Linked DNA regions of Homo sapiens: region 1 is linked to region 2. The links are chromatin loops, found by intact Hi-C in ENCODE. Cell type or tissue: IMR-90. All regions are shown on one strand. Links, peaks and the distances in the headings refer to the core of each region. The heading gives the core; the rest is flanking DNA.

Region 1 (10,500 bases), core at 988-8,987, 560 kb before region 2:
AGCTAATTTTAATAACAGGGAGCACAGATTTTAATAGCAGGCAAGAGCATCTCTCTGGAGTCAGACTGCCTGGTGTGAGTCTAGAGTCTTCACTTAATAGCCGTAAGGGATGTTGCTTAGTCTCAGCCTCTCTTTAGTCTGGGGTAACAACACACCATTCTCAGCCCCACGGGCTGCTTTGAAGACCAAGAAAAATAATCCACATAAAGTACAACGCGCAGTCCCAGGCACATAGCCTAGCCCCTCAACAGTGCAACTTAGTCCTATCACTGTATACTGGACTCCAGTTGATTCTACTTACTTTAGAGATTGGGATGGTGACCTAGTGTGGATCTTCTATTTTAAACCTTATGTTAGGTCTTTTCTAGACATTTGTGTAGGACTTCCCCCAGCATAGATATTCTGATGCCCCATAATTATAGGGTTTTAATATGCTACTATTCACCAAAACTTTTCTCCTTTCAACAATCACGATAAGGTTTTGGTTCAATACTGCACAGAGGCAAGACTGCAAATACCATCTCCACAATGGACTTTCTAATTTGATTTCAAATGCACACCATGCCAATTTTGCTTTCCATTCACACAGGTGCAGTGCTTAGACTTCCCTGCCCATAGACGATAACAACCAGAAAGAACATGCTAAAGGTCGCATGGAAACCATGATCAAGCAGCCTAAAACTCATTCGTTATGGCTTGTTTGCTCATCAGCTATGGCCTTCAAAAATCGTATCCACACGGTACAAAAGGGTAAATCAGTTTTCAAACAGATAAATGGGATAATGAGGAGTCAGAAGGTACCACTAAAATATGTCAAGGGTAATTGCAAGTCCTGGTTTGCCCTTTCTACACCTGTTGTCCAGACTTCCCTTCACTCTCAAAAATGGCCAAGTTTAGACGATAAATTATAGTTACTCTTAACTATAGTTCAGTCACTATAGGAATTCTCAAACATTAATCAGAGTCAGGGACGATTCAAGTTGAGTTTGTTTTTGGTGATGGGGACAGGGGTGGAGGCACAGAAGACAGAAAGCTGAAGAAGGCCCCTGTAGATCCTTTACTGATGCCATAACCAAAGTCCTCAATCATATTTTCCTCTGCAACCCCTTAGAAAAGCAAAAGACCCATGTCAAAAATAAAAATGAACACTGGTGACTCTATAGTCATGAATCATCCAAAGAGTTGATCATGTTCACCAGACCACAAAGCACTGTATTTCTGTTTTTTTGGAACTACTTTGAGTAAGTTTGGAAAGTAATATCCTGAATAAACCTACGTACATCAAACTACTGTTGTACCATAACCCAGCTAGTTCTGCTTGGATTTTATTGTACAGAATTACACAAAATGTTTATTTTCCCATTCATTGAGCTCTTTATAACTGATAAAACATTTTAACATATTATTATCTCATTTACAGGGAAACCACCAGGATATACATATATATATATATATGTATATATATATAAGAAATAATCCTCAATTGGAAAAAAGTAAATATAAAACCTTTAAAATGAAAATTACTTGGTCAAAATGCACAAGTCTCACATACTAACACATAACACATGTAAATTTATGTAAATGAACTTAAAATTTATAGCATGCTGGTGGTAAAAAACTTGAATATAGTAGAGCTCTGACTGAGCCAGTCACTGGTGTCAGTTTACTGCTCATCACAGTAAGAGGTTTTTCTTTTTTATAACCTGCTTGATTAAGGAAGTCATTAAAAGCACAATCTGTATAAAACTCTCACAGAACTTGCTTTTTTCAAATTAACATAAATCAAAACTCACCTTCAAAAATGACTGGGACTTTCTAAAGCCCTGCCCTTGTTAAAAGAAGATTTAATATAATCTCCATATAAAGTAATGAATCTATTCTTAACAAATGTTTCACCTTCTGTAACATTTCATGAACAATATATTCTTTAAAATGTTCTATTGTTTTTGTCTCTGCTTCTCTACTGGTAAGAGAAACCTGGATCAAGGTAAATTTCTTTTGCAGGTAATCAAAATATTATCAAACCAGAGGAACCAACAGTCAGAAGAATAACAGAAGAGAGGCAGTGTCTACAATGGTTATGCTACAGGTATAAAAGTCAGACAGCCTTGGGTTCAAGACCAGGCTGTAACACTTGCTATGTGACCTTGGGAAAATTCATGAACCTCTTTAAGCTTCCATTTCTCCAGTAGGTAAGACGAGGGTGTTAGCAGCACTTCCTTGTAAGTTGCCATAAGGATAAAGAAGAATTCAACCTAGCATCTAGTACTAGTAAGCCCCCATAGACAGCTATTCCCTTTTGGCAAATGTGGAAACAACCGCATATTTTTTGTCTGCTTATGGACTCATTCAACAAGTATTTAACCCACTAAGTACAGAAACACATGAAATGTCTTGAATAAAATATTAATACACACCTTGAAGAATGAAATATACACCTTGTTTTTCAGTAGGGCTCCTTGAGTCAAAATACTTAGGATACAAAAGTATTACATATTTTTTTCTTCATGTGTAGTAGAAAATACAGCACTTCAATATTAATTCATTCATGTTCTGTTTTCATGGCCTCAGCATTATGTATTGCTTGGTCAGTATAAAACGCTCTAATAATTTATAAGATATCAATAAAATTGATTTTAAATTAGAACATTATCTTAATGTCCTCTCGGGGGTTTCTTCACTGTTGCTTCCTCTTCCTGGAATAAAGCTATTGGCTCCACCCCAGAAATTTCATTGAACACAGTTACTTTAGCTGACAAACTGAGCTGCTGGGACATGATGCTTTGATGCCAAAGACACAGGGTTGATTCTTATGTAGGGAGCTTAGTTGCCCTCTCTTGAAAGCTAGTCTGCATGTGGTGCAAGTGTTGGGCCACACAAGGAAGAAAGTAGATGAATGAGTTGGAACAAGTACAACCCCTCACCACTGATGGAGAGAAGAATCCAAAGTACAAGCTGAATTAATCAAGTAATCCCTCTCCTGATCATTAGAGATGGCATGGTATTAACAGTCTAACAGAAATTGTAATAAAAATTGCCAACTGCATACAACTTTGTATTGTGTTCATCGTTTAAACTACCTATCACCCCAAAGTCATTTCGCACTTTTCAATCCAATGGACCTCCTCAAAGTTTGCAAAGTCTAACATTTCTGTGTCCATTTGTTCTCCAGCAAGAATTCTCGCTCTCCTTAATACAAATTCTATAAATCTTGTATGCTAACTCTGTAAATTACAGTTACATGCACTGGCCACTTTCTTCTGGAATTATTTTTTTCAGTATATGACCTGTAAAACATATCATAAACCACTCATTCACCTACTGCTTTATAACCAATGTTACTAAGTCTCACTGGCAAATCTCATGTGGTACATGAGTTTGACTGCCCTAAAAACAAAAGTGGAGAGGGTTGGCAAAAATCTCTTTCCTGGATGTTCACGGAAGGTGCACTGGCTTTATACCTATCCCTGCACTGTGCTCTGTTTTTGAATGAAAATATCAACACAAGCATAACAGCTGCTTTGACAAAGCTGAAGTAGGGTAACAGCTCAGAGAAATAAGTTACTAAGCTTTAGGACTTGGCAAGCTGTATCTTAATGGACCAGAATCTTCATTTTAGTAACTATTAACATTTATTAGAAAAGAAAGTCTTTTCATGTTGCTATTTTTTTTTTCCAGTAAACTGCTTTAATCTATTTGAAAGGCTAAACTTTTTTTTCCAAAGAGTGTTAACTCCACAGATTCTCATATATATTCTTATGTATTCTGTATGCAAATATACTCTATACAATGTCTGAGGGTAATACAACAGGAACAAAGAAAGAAATGACAATATATCAATTTAAAGGAAGGCTGCCTAATAAGTTTTAAGGTCGCTAATCAGGAACTCTGGTCTTCTTCATATCACCACAAAAGGGCTAAACAGTTTTCAATTATCGCTTAACTGATTGGTCTTAAGGGCCTTCATTAAAATATTAAAGTTATTCTTTAGAATGGCGCTGACAGACAGAAATATAATGTGAACCACCTATGTATTTTACACTTTTCGGATAGTCAGATTTTTTTAAATGTATAACAGTAAAATTAACTGTGGTCATCTATTTAATCCAATACTTCAAAAAATACCATGTCAATACACATATTAATATGAAAATTATGTGACATTTTACATTTTTTTTAGTACTAACTGTTCAAAATCTGATGTGCATTTTATACTGACAACAGTACACCTCAATTTGGACTGGCCACATTGCTGCTGCTGAAAAGCCACATGTGGCTTGTGGTTACCATGTCAGACAACACAGGTCTAAAAGTTCTCAGAGTCACAACAGAAATCAACACCCAATAAGACAAACATCTCACACTTGATATAAGTAGCAGGTGTCATCTAGCTCCTGCCCACCTTCTCCAATCTGATCTGAAAATTTCCTTCTCAGAGCATCAGACAACCCAAACGTTTTCATCCTTCAGAGCCTCTGTGCAGACTTCTGCCAAGAACTCTCTTTCCCAGCCTGAGTGGCTAGCATCTTTTCATCTTTTATGTTTCAGCTTAAATGTCACATCTTCAGAAAGGTCTTATCTGTAATGCTATCCAAGGAGCTCCCTCCAGCCGATCTCTAACACACTCCCTTGTGTGCTTCCTTCCCAGCACTGTGGCTGTGGCTACTCTTTTGATTATTTATCTCATCTACTTGACTAGAAGCTCCATGAAGGCAAGGACCACGCCCGTTTGGATCACCACGAAAATCCAGTACTTCGGTGTTTTAATTGACAGCTGCTGAACAAATGAATGGGCACAAAACTTGGTTCTGCTCATGTATGCTTCATGTTACCATATTATGTTCATTATATTAAGATAGGAGATTATGCATTCCTAAAGGTCATGCACTATTGTGTCTTATTTCTTTGCATCCTCAGTGCTTAATATAATGCCTGTAATACAAGAACAGTGGTGTGTGTGTGTGTGTGTGTGTGTGAGATATGCATTTGTAGGCACACCAAAGGAGGGAGGCAGCCTTCAAAAATAGTAATTTTGAAAGTAATAGGGTGACAAGATAATTTTCAGAACTATGTTGAAAAGACAGTTAAAGCTGGTGCCTTTTCACTGCTGCTCTCCTCACCAATCAAGGATGCAGGCCCCTCCCCCAAGGTCAGTGCCCAGTCCTGGCCACTGGGTGGGCATGCAATGAATATTCATTGTTGGATAAATGTATGAAGGCCACCTTTTTAAAAATTGTAATAGAAATTAATCTTTCCTATAAGAGGGAAAGTTTTCAACAGGTTATCCCTTTCCTTGTCTCTCATCACACACTCCTCAGCTGTCTGTGACCACAGGGAAACAAATCTTACTTAAGTCTGACCACTGAAAAGACAGGATTTAAAGGAATCCTGCCTGACAGACCCAGGGAAGAATGCACGCATCAGCAGTTTTTCTGTGCTGCTCATTTAGAGAATAGTGACCCTGGGGAGCTCCTTGAAATGTTTATCCCCCAAGGAGGTATGTGGTAAAAGGAAAAACATCCTTAGTCCTCCCCCCTGCTTTTTTTTTTTTCTGGTTAGTAAGTCACCACACACAGATGATGAAAGAAAAAGCCAAATATAAGGCAGACAGATATAATACTTGTTTTTTAAGGAAGATGTTTACATTGGTTGATATTTAAGTCATAGATGACTACCTGGTGCTTTACGTAAATTTTTATTATGTAAAGCAACATAAAGCATTATTAGTATCAGTTGTGACTGATAGTAACTTCAGTATGCTGAGGAATGAAAATAAATGAGACATAGATACTTAAGAGATACAATTTCAGTTCATTCTACAGAAACGATTTCGAGCTTTCACATGACAACAAGATCTAAGATGCAGGAGACTTTGAGGAAACAAAAAACACTGGAAGAACAGGTTGATTCACCAAGCATGTGCCAAAATTACTCTGGTCTAACCAGACAAGAGCACTCCACTAACCAGTGCTAAAATGTTGAAAGGTAAGTCCAGTTATGATCTAATCTCTCACCCTCCCCCAGCAAAAGATCACAGGTCAGAGAACTAAATTATAAAGGACTGATGAAAAATATCTTAGCTCCATTCTACTTGCCATTTCAGACAATTGTGAGTCCTGGTCTATCGCTCCTGTTTCTCTGACCTTTCCCTCTCCCTCTTTCTCCTTCCATTCGCTTCTCTCTTTTCCGTTCTCCACACTCCCCCCTCCGCCCTTGCCCTGCCAGCAATACCTCTGTCAATACTCTGTCTTGCTGGTGGCACTGTGGGCTAAAGAGGTTGTTGACCCTTATTCTAACATGTCCTTTTAGGTTAATTACTTTTGTATACTTGGTGTACCCAGTGACATTTAATCACTACAGCGCTACTCAGTAAACAGAAATGAATGGAGCCAACTGCAATTTGGCATCAAGCTAAGTGGTGCAGTAATAGCAGCATGCTGAAAATGGACTGCAAGAAAATACTCTCACTCACCACACAGAGAAATGAGGTGAATGCCATTTGATCAATCACTATTTTATTAAAAAGAATGCTAGCTCAGTGATGCGCTTTTGCTATTTAATACTAAATATGGTTCGAAGGACATGATGCACTTTTTAATGCAAGGACAATTCATAAGTGTTTGCTGAACAAATGAAGGAAGATTAAAATAACTCAAAGCAGAGGTACAACTTTTGTGGTTGAGTTTGTCTCTCTCTTTCCATGCATGCACACGTGTGGCATGTGTGCATGCATGTCCCACCGCAGGACAGCTCTCTGCTAACACAGCCAACAGTCTGCTATCTGGTAAGTCTTATGGTTTATAAACTTCCAGGGTATAGTAATTGAAACGCAGAAGATCCCACAACCTAATGCGTACAAGCAAGTATCCAGGAGCATGGGATTAAACAAATGGCATGTCACAGACATTTGAGCCACTGACAACATTTCTAAAACAGATACCCACTGACCTTCCTCCACTGAGAATAGAGAGTAGACTGGAGAGGTTATTAGCAGGCTTGACAGGGCCAGCTAGACCACAGAGGTTGGGTGGGGGAGATTCTGCCTAAGGGTTTTCAATGCTAGCAGGCAGATGGAAAAATGAGTCTTTATTCCTCTATCTGAAGAATAACAACGACTTCACAAGCAGAGATTCACGTTGTAATACCAGAAGAATCCCGTGACATAAGTTGAATAGCTATTCTGTGTTGGTAATGTTTTAGACACTGGAAACACAACAGTGAAAAAGGCACCAGCTTTATAGCCAGCACTGAGATTAGAGAGTAGAGTCTAAAGGGAAGGGAAGGGAATACACATGCACTCATGAGGTTTCAATCCTCAGCTCCAACATTTATCAACTGTGTGACTCCTAGCAAGTTAACCCCTTGGGGCTTTGTCATACCTATAAAACGGAGATAAGGATATTTCGCCTACAGGATTGTCACTGCTATAGTCTGAATGTCTGTGTCCCATCAAAAGTCATATGGTGAAACCTAACCCCTGAGGTGATGGTATTTGGAGGCTGTGCCTTTAAGAAGTGATTGGGTCAGGAGGGTAGAGCCTCAGAAATAAGATTAGCACCCTTATAAAATAGGCCTAGAGAAGCTCCTCTGCCCCTTTCACCATGTAAGGACAGCAAGAAGGCATCATCTATGAATCAGGCACTCATCAAGCATCTAATAGAGGCACCTTGTTTTTAGACTTCCCAGCCCCCAGAACTGTGAGAAATAAATTTCTACTTAAGCTACCCAGTTTATGGTAGTTTATCATAGCACCCCGAACAAACTAAGATAGTCATGACAATTAAACGAGATAACTACATGAAGTGGAGGCATACCGCCCTTCCTTTCATGATTGTTTCTGGGATCTGTCCTAAAAGGCAATGGCCAAGTCTCTGCCAGCAAACCAATCTGGGTAGCAGGAGGCCTGGAGAGCTGCTGTGAATGTCTCCTCTAAGCCTTTGAAAGAGGGTAATGGACACTTTTTCAAGCCTCAGGACCCTGGGGAAAAGCCACTCCACTTCTCCACAGTCAAAATTTCAGACAGCACATTCCAAAGTCTGGGTATCTTCCTGCCCTCCTGGATTGGTGTTCTCTTCAGAAGTCGCGCTCTTCCTCCAACTTGCAGAATTCATGTCAAATGTGCCTTCTAGGGCAACCTTGAGTTACAATGCTAAGTGAAGACTAGGTTTGCATCCTCAACTTCACTGGAATTTGACAAATAATTCTAAAGTGCTCTAAAGTGAGTGGGGCCTCAAAACTAACATGGGGGAGGGGGGCATGCAGACACATAATCCCTTATCAATAACAAAGCAGGAGGGTTATTATATTGAGTCCCCACTATTTGCCAGGCATTCTGCTGGGCCCTAAGGCACTAGAAATACAATTAAGAGGGCGAATGGGGACCTTGTTCTCACAGAGCACTGGTTCTAGTTAAGGGACATTAAAAATCAAGTAAAACAAGCTGCTAATAACATTAATAAAAAATAAAATAAATGCGAATGGCAATGTGTTACAAAGAACATAAGATGCTGAGACTGAGAATAACTAGCAGCCAGGTGGTCAGGAAACGCTTCTGCAAAAAGATGACATTCTGGCTGACACCTGAAGCAAAAGCTGGAGCCAAACCTCCTGACAGCCAGAAGACTGTTCTAGAAAGAGGGAATAACACATGCATAGCTCTGAAGAAGCGGAAAGCTGGCAATGGCACTGGAGCACACAGGAGGACTGGGTGCTGACGTGGAGGGAGCAGGTGGGAGAGCACAGAGGGGTGATGCTGGGAGAAAGGGGGTCCACAGTGTGCAGGCCCAGCACACGGTGAGGTGTGTGTTTTATTCTAAGGGCCACTGAAGGGGACTGTTGAGATGACACACATATCCTAAAAATCATTCAGAGAGGAGGCTCGAATCACAGTAAGAATTTTTAAAGCCCATAAGAACAGAAAAGATTACACTGCCTACCTCCATCCTTTGCAATTAAAAACAACACTAAGTGTACAATATAAACCTTCTGTGTATGCTAACATTAAATAGTAGAATTCTGGTTTCAAAATTCTGAATCAGATCATCAAAGCTGAGTTTTTACCACTTTTGGTGCCCCTACTTTACTCATGCTGTTGGTGTGGGCTAAAGTGGATCTGGCAGGTAACAGAGCCTTGGAGGAGAAATGGGGGGCCAGTAAGGAGCTGTTGCTGTGGTCCAGAGGGAAATGCTGGTGGTTTAGACTGGAGGGCTACTGGGGAAGGGGGAAGAGGATGAATCTGAGACATTAGGATATAAATGAGTGACTCACTTCACACAAATGTGTGTTCCTATGTGAATACAAAATTAGAATGGAATCAAGTTTGTCAATATAATGATGCCATCTTCATGCATTTGCAATAAGATACAGGTTCTTAGTGTAAAAATGGCAGGAATCACCAGGCATGGTGGCTCATGCCTGTAATCTCATTGCTTCGGGAGGCTGAGGCAGGCAGACTGCTTGAGTCCAAGAGTTCGAGACCAGACTGGGCAGCATGGCGAAACCCTGTCTCTACAGAAAATACAAAAAAAAAAAAAAAAAAAAAAAAAAAAGCCAGGAGTGGTGGCACATTCCTATAGTCCCAACTACCTTGTGGGAAGGTTAAAGTGGGAAGATCTCGAGCCTGGGAGGCTGCAGTGAGCAGAGATGGTGCCACTGCACTCCAGCCTGAGTGAGAGTGAGATCCCGTCTAAAAATTTGAAAAAAGAAAAAAAAAAAGAAGCAGGAGTCTTAGGTAACCTAAAAGAATATTCCTATCCTTAGGGAATCAAGGGACTGCAAGATGCGTGTGAACAGTATCCTCCAGGTTTATCAAAGAAGGTGAGAAACAACTAGGAACTTCATAACTACTGATCTAATCAACCAGAATTAAATTTCCACAAAGTGGTACCCAGTACTTAAGACAGATGTTAAAGAATAAATTCTGATCCTTACTCAAAAAACTTAGATAAAGGTTAAGCCATATTTATGTGACCAAGAGAAAACTGAATTGTAAGAGCATAATGAGGCATTAGTAAGAAATGACACTTCACGTTTATGAAGAGGTGAAATTTACCCACTGACACTTCCTATGGGAGGGGTAGACCTGGAACTGCTTGGGAAGAATTAGCATTACTAGGACCCAAATCTGCACTGAGGCTATTTCAAGCATGTGCATGTGAGGTGGCTAGGCTTAGGCTAAGTCTGGAAAGAAAGAGAGGAAGAGTAAGGTATAGAGCAACAAGGACCCCCAAAAGGAGTCTTAAAATCTGGGATGGGGTCATGGTTGGAATGAGACAAATCAGCAAGGAGTAAATAATTCAAAGGACCGGGCAGTGGTTCTAAGGTCTGTCAGGGGATAAGAATCACCTGTGGAGCTTTCAAAAAGCCCCATCTGGAACCCACCCCAGAACAATTAAATCAGACGCTGTCCAGAGAGGGTAGGCTTAAGTAAGTGGCCTGGATACAGGCAATCTTAAAAGCTCCCAGGTGATTCTAAAGTTGACAACCTCTGACCTAAGGCAT
Region 2 (10,500 bases), core at 1,236-9,235:
TAATGCCATCTATATGCTGCACAACAGAAGTGTTGATTTGTTTCTGTACCCCTTGGCTTGCATCCCTGTTGTCATCACCCAGCTGATATCATTGTGACATTTTGACATTGCCTTGTGACACAGTGACCTGGTGCTTCCAGGAGCCTAGAAGGACAAGTTGACTAAGACACATGGTGCATTAGGAAGCAATGAAGCAATTCATTACGGCTACAGAGAGAGTCTGCTCTGGAGACAAGAATTCTTATCTAAAGCACAAAATACTCTCGATTCTATTTGCTGTTCTGCTACTGATTTACTATGAGATCTGTAACAAATAATCTCAATTCATTTGTAACTTAGATTTCCGTCTGTAAAATGGAAATGACCCAACATATGTGATTTTTTTAAAATCCTAGGGCAGTGATTGCATTTGCAACCCATTCTTGCCAAAGAGAAATTCGGAAGCACACTTCAAGGAACTAAGTTCAGTGATAATCACACTTGATTGATTTTCAGTACTGTCACAGTTTGAGAACTATTTATTGCCCTGATTTGCTCTTTTCTCTGCCCTGTATTAAAGATCTTGCATGACAGTTGATCCATGAAATCTTCTTTGGTCTTTGCTTAACATTAAAATTTTCCCTTTACTTCTTAATGATAGCAAGCTCTATTTCACTCTACATGGTATTACACATCCCACTCAGCTCAAAATCCCACTTAATAGGCATGCTCACAATATTTAACCTCAATTGTTGCAAAATAATTACTGGTTGGTTCTGACAAGCAGGATTTATCTTGGAGATCATGTCACAAATTCCAATGGAAAGGTTGCCTTCCAAAGTCATGGCTATTCTCAGGTGACTACTGGTCCAGCCCATTACCTATTTTGCACACTTGGTCTTTCCACATGAAAAATACAACCTCAGACCTTCTCAGGCCATCTTGATCAGAAGTGTTTTGGAGCCATCAGTCCCTGAAGAAGCAAATGCTATCAAGTATGATAAAGCCCGGTCGCTAATAGAGTAGCCATCTATTCTGCAGCAAGTGGCAGAGCAGAATCTTAACCCTCTCATTCTCCCCATGTTATGTAAGAGGCAAGGTAATGAGCTGTGGGGGGTGAGCATAGCAGGAATTCTGTAATCAAGCCACAAGGGGGCAGGGAAACACGCCCACTTGCCACCTCAGCCCGGAGAACTTGGTGTGAGCTGTATTTTGATAGCCTTGTTTGTTTCCACGGCTATCTGAAGAGCATACTAATAAGTGTTGTCACAGAAGAAGGGGAAGATGGGATTAAATACCAGGGAAAGTCATTAAAATGAAAGAATGGGATAAGCCTCACAACTATTTCCAAAGCTTAGCTATTTCCTGTCCAAAGGCAAGTTCGATTTATTTTGTAAAAGATGAGTGAAATGAAGGAAAAAGCATGCTTATTCCCTAGGTGCCCTGTATTAGCCAAATCCTGCTAACAGTGAAGAGTTTGATCAGATGAATTACTAGGTGCCTCATAACCCTTTTCTCTTAAATACACAAAACTCATCTAGTTATTTTTAGAGGAGTCCTGTGTATATTTCTTAGCACACAAACTCACTGCTTCTAACTACAGCAAAACCAACAGGAAAAAATGCAACTGGATTCTTACAGGAAGACCAGGCAGAGCCTAGCTACCATGGTTGATGGAGTGGCACTTACTGGGGAAAAGCTTGACTCTTGACTTCTTATGACCAAACTAGCTAGGTATATGTCATAAGTATCTCACCTTGATTGTGGGAATTTTTTGTTATTTATGAAAAATGCAATAGGACAAGTTCAGTGCCATTAGTAAAGATTATGAATTCCAGGATAGAACCATATCCATTGTTTTTTTGGTATGTGTTAATTTTTTTATATTTAATTATAAAATAATTTAAAATAGAATAGAGAAATAATGAACACTTATGAATTCTTCACCCAAAATTAACAGACAGATACTAACAATTTGCTAGATGGATTGCTCCACAGCTGCATTCCCCTAAAAAAAAAAAAAAGAAACAATATTTATGGCTACAGCTAAAGTCCCCTACCTGTCTCTTTTTCTCCTCTCTCCTTTGCTTTCCAAAGGAAACCAGTCCCTAACTTGGTGAATATTATTCCTATTCAAGGAAATGTCTACAGCAAAAACATGGGCATTCTGGATAGCAGAATGGATAAATAGACTGATTTACCCATGAAAAGGAATACAATTTAGTAGTCAAATATAGATAGACTTAAAAAAAAAAAAACACTAAATGGAAAAAGTCACAAAAGGATGCAAAAAGTATATCACTTATGTAAATTTTAAAAACACATGACATTAATGTAAATCATTTATGAATACCTACATATGTAGCAACAAATGTGGATGTGTTTATTTTTCAGTACCATGTTAAATTTTCCCTTATTTAATGTGTGTGCTCTGCATAGCTGTTATGTACTCTGATAGGTATTGGGAGGATCAAACTTGTGTGACTGGGGATCCCTACCCCACCCTGTAATGTGGATGTGGACAGGAAGATTACTGCCGTAACCTATGGAGAGACTACTGTCCATATTAGAAAGTGGAAAGTGGCCGGGCGCGGTGGCTCACGCCTGTAATCCCAGCACTTTGGGAGGCTGAGGCGGGCGGATCACGAGGTCAGGAGATCGAGACCATCCTGGCTAACACGGTGAAGCGCCGTCTCTACTAAAAAATACAAAAAAAAAAAAAAAAATTAGCCAGCCTTGGTGGCAAGCACCTGTAGTCCCAGCTACTCGGGAGGCTGAGGCAGGAGAATGGCGTGAACCCAGGAGGCGGAGCTTGTAGTGAGCCGAGATCGCGCCACTGCACTCCAGCCTGGGCGACAGAGCAATACTCCGTCTCAAAAAAAAAAAAAAAAAAGTGGAAAGTAACATGAAAGATAAAAATTAGTCATTGTATCAGTAAGGTGGCATCTCACAGAGATTTAAACAAGTCTACCAAATAATGTAGTATTCAATAACTGTTGCTGATTATTGTTATGCCATTTAACAGATGAGAAAACTGAGGCTTGGCTAAATGAAGTAATATATCTCAAATCAGTGTGAGCAAGGGGCAGAGCCAGGATTGAAACCTGCATTTTTCTGACTCCAGAGTGGCCCTCTTGACTACATCTTATTACACTAATTGGACCTCCTTACTGTGAAAAAGGAGGGCTTTTCTGTTGTCAAAAAAAAAAAAAAAAAATTTAAAATAAACCTCTCCGGACTAAAGATAACACTGTAGGGACAGAAATAAGATCAATGGTTGCCCAAGATTGGGCTTGGGGATGGTGAAGTTTGACTACAAAGGATTGTCAGAGATTTTGGGGGTTAGTGAACATTTTCTATGTCTTGATTGTGCTGGCATTCATGTCAAAAGTCATAGAACTGTACATCTAAAAGGATGGATTTTACCGTATGTAAATTATAACTCAATAAACCTGACTTTAAAAACAAAAATGGAAAAAAGAAAACCCAACAAACAAAAATCTTCAAAGGCTTGTGGATAAATACCTTGTTCTGCGTGCAAAGGCACTTTTCTTTTTACCACTGTTGACAATTTATTCCCACTAAAAAGTTAGAGGAAAATTTCAGGGAAAAGTCCTAGGTCAGTGCACACAAAGTCAAATAAAAACTTTATAGTCTGTTTCCACTGCAGCTTCTGTTTGATAAACCAAGTAAGCTGTGCCTGCATTAAGCAAGACCTTTTCTTTTGCTGAAGGTGGAAGGGAGAGGTCCTCTGAGAAGCCCTGCTATGTTATCCAGGGAACCCTTCCTGTTGAGTGAGCCTCAGGTGTTCACACTGTTACTGCCCTAGAGGAGTGAGGCTCCCTAAGCTCCCAGGATCTCTGACACACCTGAGCTGCTCTCTACCCAGACCACCTCTTGGCGCTGTCCCTGCAGACTGCGCATGGGAAAGCATATGTGTTTGGGGAAAAAGGAAGCCTCTCTAATCTGCAGCCTGACTATCTGAGAGCAGCCCTCGAATCCTGGCAGCTTAGATTCTCTGATGATTACTGGGACAGAGGCAGAAAGACAATGTGGGAAGCAGTTTAATCAAGGCAGTTGAGGAGCTATCACCACAGAATAAAGCCATCCGCTGTGTAGCTCTGGACTTTTGGTCTTCCTCCCTGAAAGCTGCATTTCCTTGTAATTCTGGTTTGAGGAGTCACAGCTATTCTTTGAGTCAGTTGTAGAACGCAGCGGGATAAGACATTAACAAGCTTAAAAGGTATTACCTGCCTTGCCTTACCAGGAGGTTTGCAAAGACTGTAGGGGTTTCAGTAGCTCTTGTACTTTCCTGAGGGAATTAGTTAAAATTGCCAAGGTGGAAAGTATTGATTTAGATTAATCTCACTTTGCCAAGCAGGAGAGCCTCATTACTCTGATTGGCTGACCTAACCATGCTGCCCTTCTTGCTCCAGGAAGGGGTGAATGGGGGCAGGAAGCTTCTGGTTCATAGCTCTTGATGGATAAGTAACATAGGTCATTATCAGCCTTTTGTGAAACCTGTAAATGGCATAGAATGAGCTTGGAGGGCTAAGCCAATGGGAGGGGTGGCGAACTATGACATCCACCATCCTCAGCATGACAAGAAACCCTGAAAAGGAATATGCAAATACCATGTCATCTGAGTGCATTCATTCTTCCCGGGTTCTCTTCAAATAATGACCAGCTGATGTTTTAGGTCCAGATAAAACCAGCTGGAAAAAAGCATTCTTTACAGATGGTAAAAGTCTTTATTTGTTGCAAAGAGGAAAACAACTACAACCACAAATGGGACTTCTTATAATTGATTCTAAATGACAGTTTGCTGTTCTAGGCTTTATGAACCATCTCTATACTAAAAGTAGAAGGGATGCCCCTTTCAGGGAAAGCAAATTATTGGAAATAGAACCCTAAAATAGTGTTTCTCAAACATAAGGGTGCAACCAAATCATCTATAGACCTATTAAAATACAGACTCTGACTTAGCAGATGACGATTCTGCATCTCTAACAAGCTTCCAAGTGATGAAACTGGTCTAGGGAACATACTGTGAGTAGTAAGGCCTTAAAAGAGATATATAATACATGAAAAACTATTTGCAAACTAAAGGCCCTGAACCATGCAAATTACTCAAATTATTCAACATAGCATATATATTCACTTTCAGTTTCCAGTCATATTTTGTTAAGACTTTGTATCAAATTTCTTTCCCTTTTGCTTATCTGATCATCTATGGACAGCCACCAGGCTGCCTGGCACAGCACAAGGAACCTAAAATGGTCTTTGCTGGTCATGGACTCCACATTTACTCTGAGATGTCTGGTTTTGTTTTGTTTTGTTTTGTTTGTTTGTTTGTTGTTTTTCCTGATCATGAGGAAAATTTACAATGACCTCACTTTCCTAAATGCATACAGGCATTTATGCCATCATTGTTGCTTTTTGTCCCCAAATTAGAATCAGTTTCTCTCCAAATCTTGGAAATGCTTGCCTCTATAGAAATCTGTTTTTGAGAAAGTGCTATAAAAATAATGTGGTTATTTTGTCTGAATCCATTGGAACTCTACTCTACGTACCTGAACATGGAGTACCCCGATGAAGACATGGACATGAACAATTAAAAACCCCACGAAACTAAAACCACCAATCTTTTGTTTATTTACCAAGCAATTGACAAGCTATGCAAACAGATAACTCTAAAAGATTTTTAAAATTTGTATAAAATTGTTAATAGGTACTATTTCCAGGCATAATTACATATTTTAAATAGAAAGAGAAGAGGTGGGTGTTTCTGAAATCTTGAGCAACAACTGGACCCATTTTTAGTGATTTAGACACACATAATTAGCAGTTTAATTTCCTCTGTGGCTAAGTTAGTCCTAAGATTTCATCTAATAACAGGCACAATTTTATAGCCAGAAGCAAGTTTCCAGAGCCAGCTTCAGCTCAGCACTGCCCTCTGCCGTTTTCCAACCAATTTACGCTGCTCTGCTCAGGGTAAAAGCATCAGAATTGCAAATTGCAATTGGGCTGCACAAAAATTAATTGTGAGAGAAATGGAGAAGTATAATTCATTTAAAACTCTCTTTAACGAGGCTTTTATTTTTAGCTGAACAACAACAAAAAAGCATGAAAGATTATATTCCGAACCGCCTTTTTTCTGGTCTCTCAGATAATACTCATTATCATATTAGCCTTGAAGCTGGTTTCCCCTTCACACCACTTAGCACAATTAAAGATTATGTTGAATATTTCTATGCAAAGAATGGCCCCAAAGAACTGTTGCTCAAAACAGCAGTTGTTACCCCTTAAGTAGTCAAACTAAGCATGATATGTTTTATGTCTGGCAAGCCCAATTTTGGCTTTAATTCCAAATCTCTTTATGCAATTATATTTTAATGGGAAAATAAAGTTTCTTCTATGCCTAGAGGGCCAGTCCCTTTGTGTTAACACTGAGTGCGACTGACCACCAAGAGTGGAAATGTGTCCTGAAGGTTCCTGCTAATGAGCTGACAAATGTCAAAGCTGTTCTGTTCCAAGTCTGTCCTCCTAGCCTTCTCTTTTCATCAGGATGGGGAGATTTGACAATTATATCAGTCTTTTTATTCAAAATTCAGAAAGGGCTATGTGCTGTGTGCAGAAATGCTATCATTATGTTACAGAAAGTTGTTGCTTAAAATAAGAATCTGAAGAATTTACTAGGATATGGAGAAAACAAATGAATATTCTCATTGGAAATGCAGGTAGACTGAAAGCCCAAAAAGCAATGGCAGCCCAGTGCATTGAAGCTACACGACCTGTGTCCTTCTGTGTGTCCTGCTAGCTAGCTCCAACAAGATTAGCCGGGCTGAGATGCTGTAGATAAAATATCCATGCCACCAGAGTCTTTTACCGGAATTTATAAAGTTTTAACTTAAGTGAAGGCTGGGGTTCATATGTCAGCTCTGGTGCTGTATTAGCTCTGTGGTTTGATCTGGAGAAACTTTCTTCTACTTCCTAAGTCTCAGTTTGCTCATCTGTAACATCAAGGTGATAACCTGACTCATCTAACATGGTTGTTATGAGGTTTCAATTATAATAGATACCTTGTGAACACACATGGAGATGGGCACCCTAAATTTTCATGGATTCTGAATGGTAGGTACAACAAGACAGCTAGGAGAGGGATGCTGGAACAGAGGTAAACAAAGAGCAGACTCATCTCTCTGACAGTAGCTGAGATCCTGGGCTTTCTGGTGCCCAGGCCTGGATTTAAATCCCAGATCCACCATTTTTGATGACCTTGGGAATGTTCCAAGAACAGACTTGGAACAGAACAGTTTTGGCATTTCTCAGCACCTTAGCAGGAATCTTCAGGACAGTTTCAAAGGAAACTCAGTGCTCTCATCTATAAAAGAGGGTTAATGGTGATTCCAACTCATAGCATTATTGTGTACAACACAAGAAAAGTCATCACCCTAGGGCCTTATTCACCTGAAGTGTGTCAACAAGTAGGAGATGTTAGTATGGAAGGAAGCTGGTTTGGGGACCCTTGGAATTGAACAATGAGAACACTTGGACACAGGAAAGGGAACATCACACACCGGGGCCTGTTGTGGGGTGGGGGAAGTGGGGAGGGATAGCATTAGGAGATATACTTAATGTTAATGACGAGTTAATGGGTGCAGCACACCAATATGGCACATGTATACATATGTAACAAACCTGCACGTTGTGCACATGTACCCTAAAACTTAACGTATAATTAAAAAAAATGGCATCCTGATAATTTTGTGTAGGGGAAAAATACTAAAATGCTGAAATATTTTTACCTCCCACATTTTCTGCAGCTTTAGAATAAAGTTTTATTTCTCTTATTTCAAAAAATAAAAGAAATATCGTGACAACATTTTGGTTGCCTTTATGTCCTTGCATAGCATAGCTAAATGTTCTAATCACGATTTCTCTGTTTTAGTTCATAATAAGGTTAGCTATATTTCATCTAACAGGTTAATAGTGGCAAAGAGAAACGAGCTGCTTAGGGAAAAAGTCTGATCTGAAGATCTAGAAAATCTGCCAGTGTCTGTAGAGCTGTGTTAGGCTCTATGCCCAGTGGCTAAGGAAGAATCTTTACAGCTGGTTTACAGAATTCTTTGGATTCACAACAATGACCTTGACTATTATCACCTCATATTTTCCTCCTCTTTTAAAGGGCAATGACCCAACGAATTTATAGCTCTGATTCTGGGACAACCAAGAAGGAAGTACCTTGCTTCAAGCTTTTGTCTGGCATCTGGTACCAATGCGACTTAAGGAACAATTAAGAAACCTCCTGGGAGGAAGCGGAGCTGCCCATTTTCCTGCACTGCCTCCTTCACTGTAGTGTATTCCCAGCAGAAAAATAAGAGATGGAGAGAGACTTTCAGGCTGGCCAAGTTTTAGAGGGCCAACAAATGGTACTTTTCTGTGCGGCCGGAGTTTTAAACCAATTAAGAAACAGATGTGGAACAGACAGATGGAGATCAAAATATTAGCTTTGTGAGAGGTCAGAGCTGAATTGGCGATATGGCATTAGATCTATGCCCATATGGGCTTTCTGGTACTTCAGCTCAGAAAAAGATGGACATACCAATCAGGGACAGAGTTAAACCACCCACCTCCAAGCCCTGATACCATGTCTGAGGGCAGACCAGCACTAAAGCCCTGCACCCAGGCAGGTGTGGGAAGAGGGAAAGGGAAGGGCTGGAGTCAGGCTTTTCCTGCTGATTTTAGAACTCTCATCACTCAGATCATCACTGTTCTTCTTGCTGGTATCAGTGAGTGAGGGGTGCAGCAAGAGACACCTGTGTTACTCCTAGTTCAGGGGTTTACATTTTAATGTGCTATGCCCTCCTTCCGAGTCCAGTGAAGCCTCTGGTCTTCTTCCAAGGATTCATGTTTAAATACAGAAAATAAAATATATAGACTTGCAAAGGAAATCAATTATGATAAAATGCAGTTATCAAAATATTTTTTAAATTTTGAGATACAGTAATACCTGTCTTTCTCTAACACCTTAATAATAATGTCTGGCAGCAGGCCTAATAATGATTATAATTTCAAAGTAGTAATAAGCGTTAGTGGTATTTTCAGATATCTGCAACCCCTAAAATGTGGCAGAAAAATATCTCTGATTTCTATTGGCAACATAAACTGCTACATGCCACTCTGGTTTGTGGCCCACCTTCATAATGGAAGAAAATGTTAAATTTTGGTTAGAGGTTAGTGAAAATAAAAATGGATTTTTTTTCCTCATTCAAGCTTATGAACATTTAGTGTCTTAGTCAGTTTGGGCTGCTATAACAAAATACAATAGACTGGGTGACTTATAAACAATAGAAATGTATTTCTCAGAGGTCTAGAGCTTGAGACATCTAAGATCAAATTGTAGGCAAATTTAGTGTCTGGTGAGGGCCTGCTTCCTGGCTCTTCCATGGCCATTTTCTTGCTCTGTCTTCATGTGGTGGAAGGAGCAAGGGATCTCTCTGGGGTCTGTTTTTTTTTTCTTTTTTTCTTTTGAGACAGAGTCTCACTCTGTCACCCAGGCTGGAGTATGGTGGCACGATCTCGGCTCACTGCAACCTCCACCTCCTGGGTTCAAGTGATTCTCCTGCCTCAGTCTCCCAAGTAGCTGGAACTACAGGCATCCGCCACCACACCTGGCTAAGTTTTGTATTTTTAGTAGAGACGGGGTTTCACCATATTGGCCAGGCTGGTCTCAAACTCCTGATCTTGTGATCCACCCGCCTCGGCCTCCCAAAGTGCTGGAATTACAGGGGGCCTCTTTTATAAGGACATTGATCCCATTCATAAGGTCTTCACCCCCATGACATAATCATCTCCCAAAGGCCCCACCTCCTTAGACTACCACATTGGGAATTAGGATTTCAATATATGAATTTTGGGGAGACGCAAATATTCAGTCTATAGCATCCAGGTAAAGTATACCTTAAGAACCACTTGAAATCAGTGGTTCTCAAATTTGAGCGTGCATCAGAATCACGCAGAGGGCTTAAAACCACATATTGCTGGGCCCCATTTCCAGAGCACCCGAATCTGTAGGTCTGGGTTGGAGCCTGAACATGAATATTTCTTACAAGGCTCAGATGATGGAGATGCCGCTGGTCTAGGAACTCCACTTGGAGAACACTCTTCTACATGAAAGCCCTCCACATAGAAGCATTTAGCATGGTGAATGTGTTCTTTGCTGAACAAATCCCTGGCACCTCAGGGATTTCTCACCTGGTTTTTAGGCCTAGTAGACAGAATCCAGACGGATATCATTACCATTATTGTCACATTACACACACAATTTCAAAAGCCAGCTCAAATCTCACCTCTTCCTCAAAGCTTTCCTTATGACTTCATGCACAGTGACCTTTCCCATCTCTTAAATCCTCTAAAACTCTTCATTTCTCTCTCGAGCCCTTGGGAATCTAGAGTATTGTCTTGCTCATCTTCGTTTCCTATAGGGTATTCCTCTTCCCCTAACTGGAGTGTATTCCT

The links. Peaks named below come from ENCODE experiments on the same cell type or tissue, not always from the same donor. Only the 100,000 strongest peaks of a DNase experiment are listed, where the experiment ranks them.
Region 1: it touches region 2 in a loop (2.8-fold over the local background); 2 of 110 quality-filtered maps call a loop at or near these places.

The regions. Positions count from the first base shown.
Region 1 is chr9:79,689,828-79,700,327 of GRCh38, reverse strand. The region is part of intron 8 of TLE4 (TLE family member 4, transcriptional corepressor); the gene reads right to left. Among named protein-coding and RNA genes, the nearest start is that of TLE4, 120 kb to the right of the region's middle. In IMR-90, for the core only: no CTCF peak of the experiment used is centred there; a DNase peak (open chromatin) is centred at 5,437.
Region 2 is chr9:79,125,508-79,136,007 of GRCh38, reverse strand. LOC101927450 (a long non-coding RNA gene) reads left to right here. Exons shown (of 5, transcript NR_109771.1): 5 at 1-586. Among named protein-coding and RNA genes, the nearest start is that of LNCARSR, 440 kb to the left of the region's middle. In IMR-90, for the core only: a CTCF peak has its summit at 5,935 (motif pointing left); a DNase peak (open chromatin) is centred at 5,927.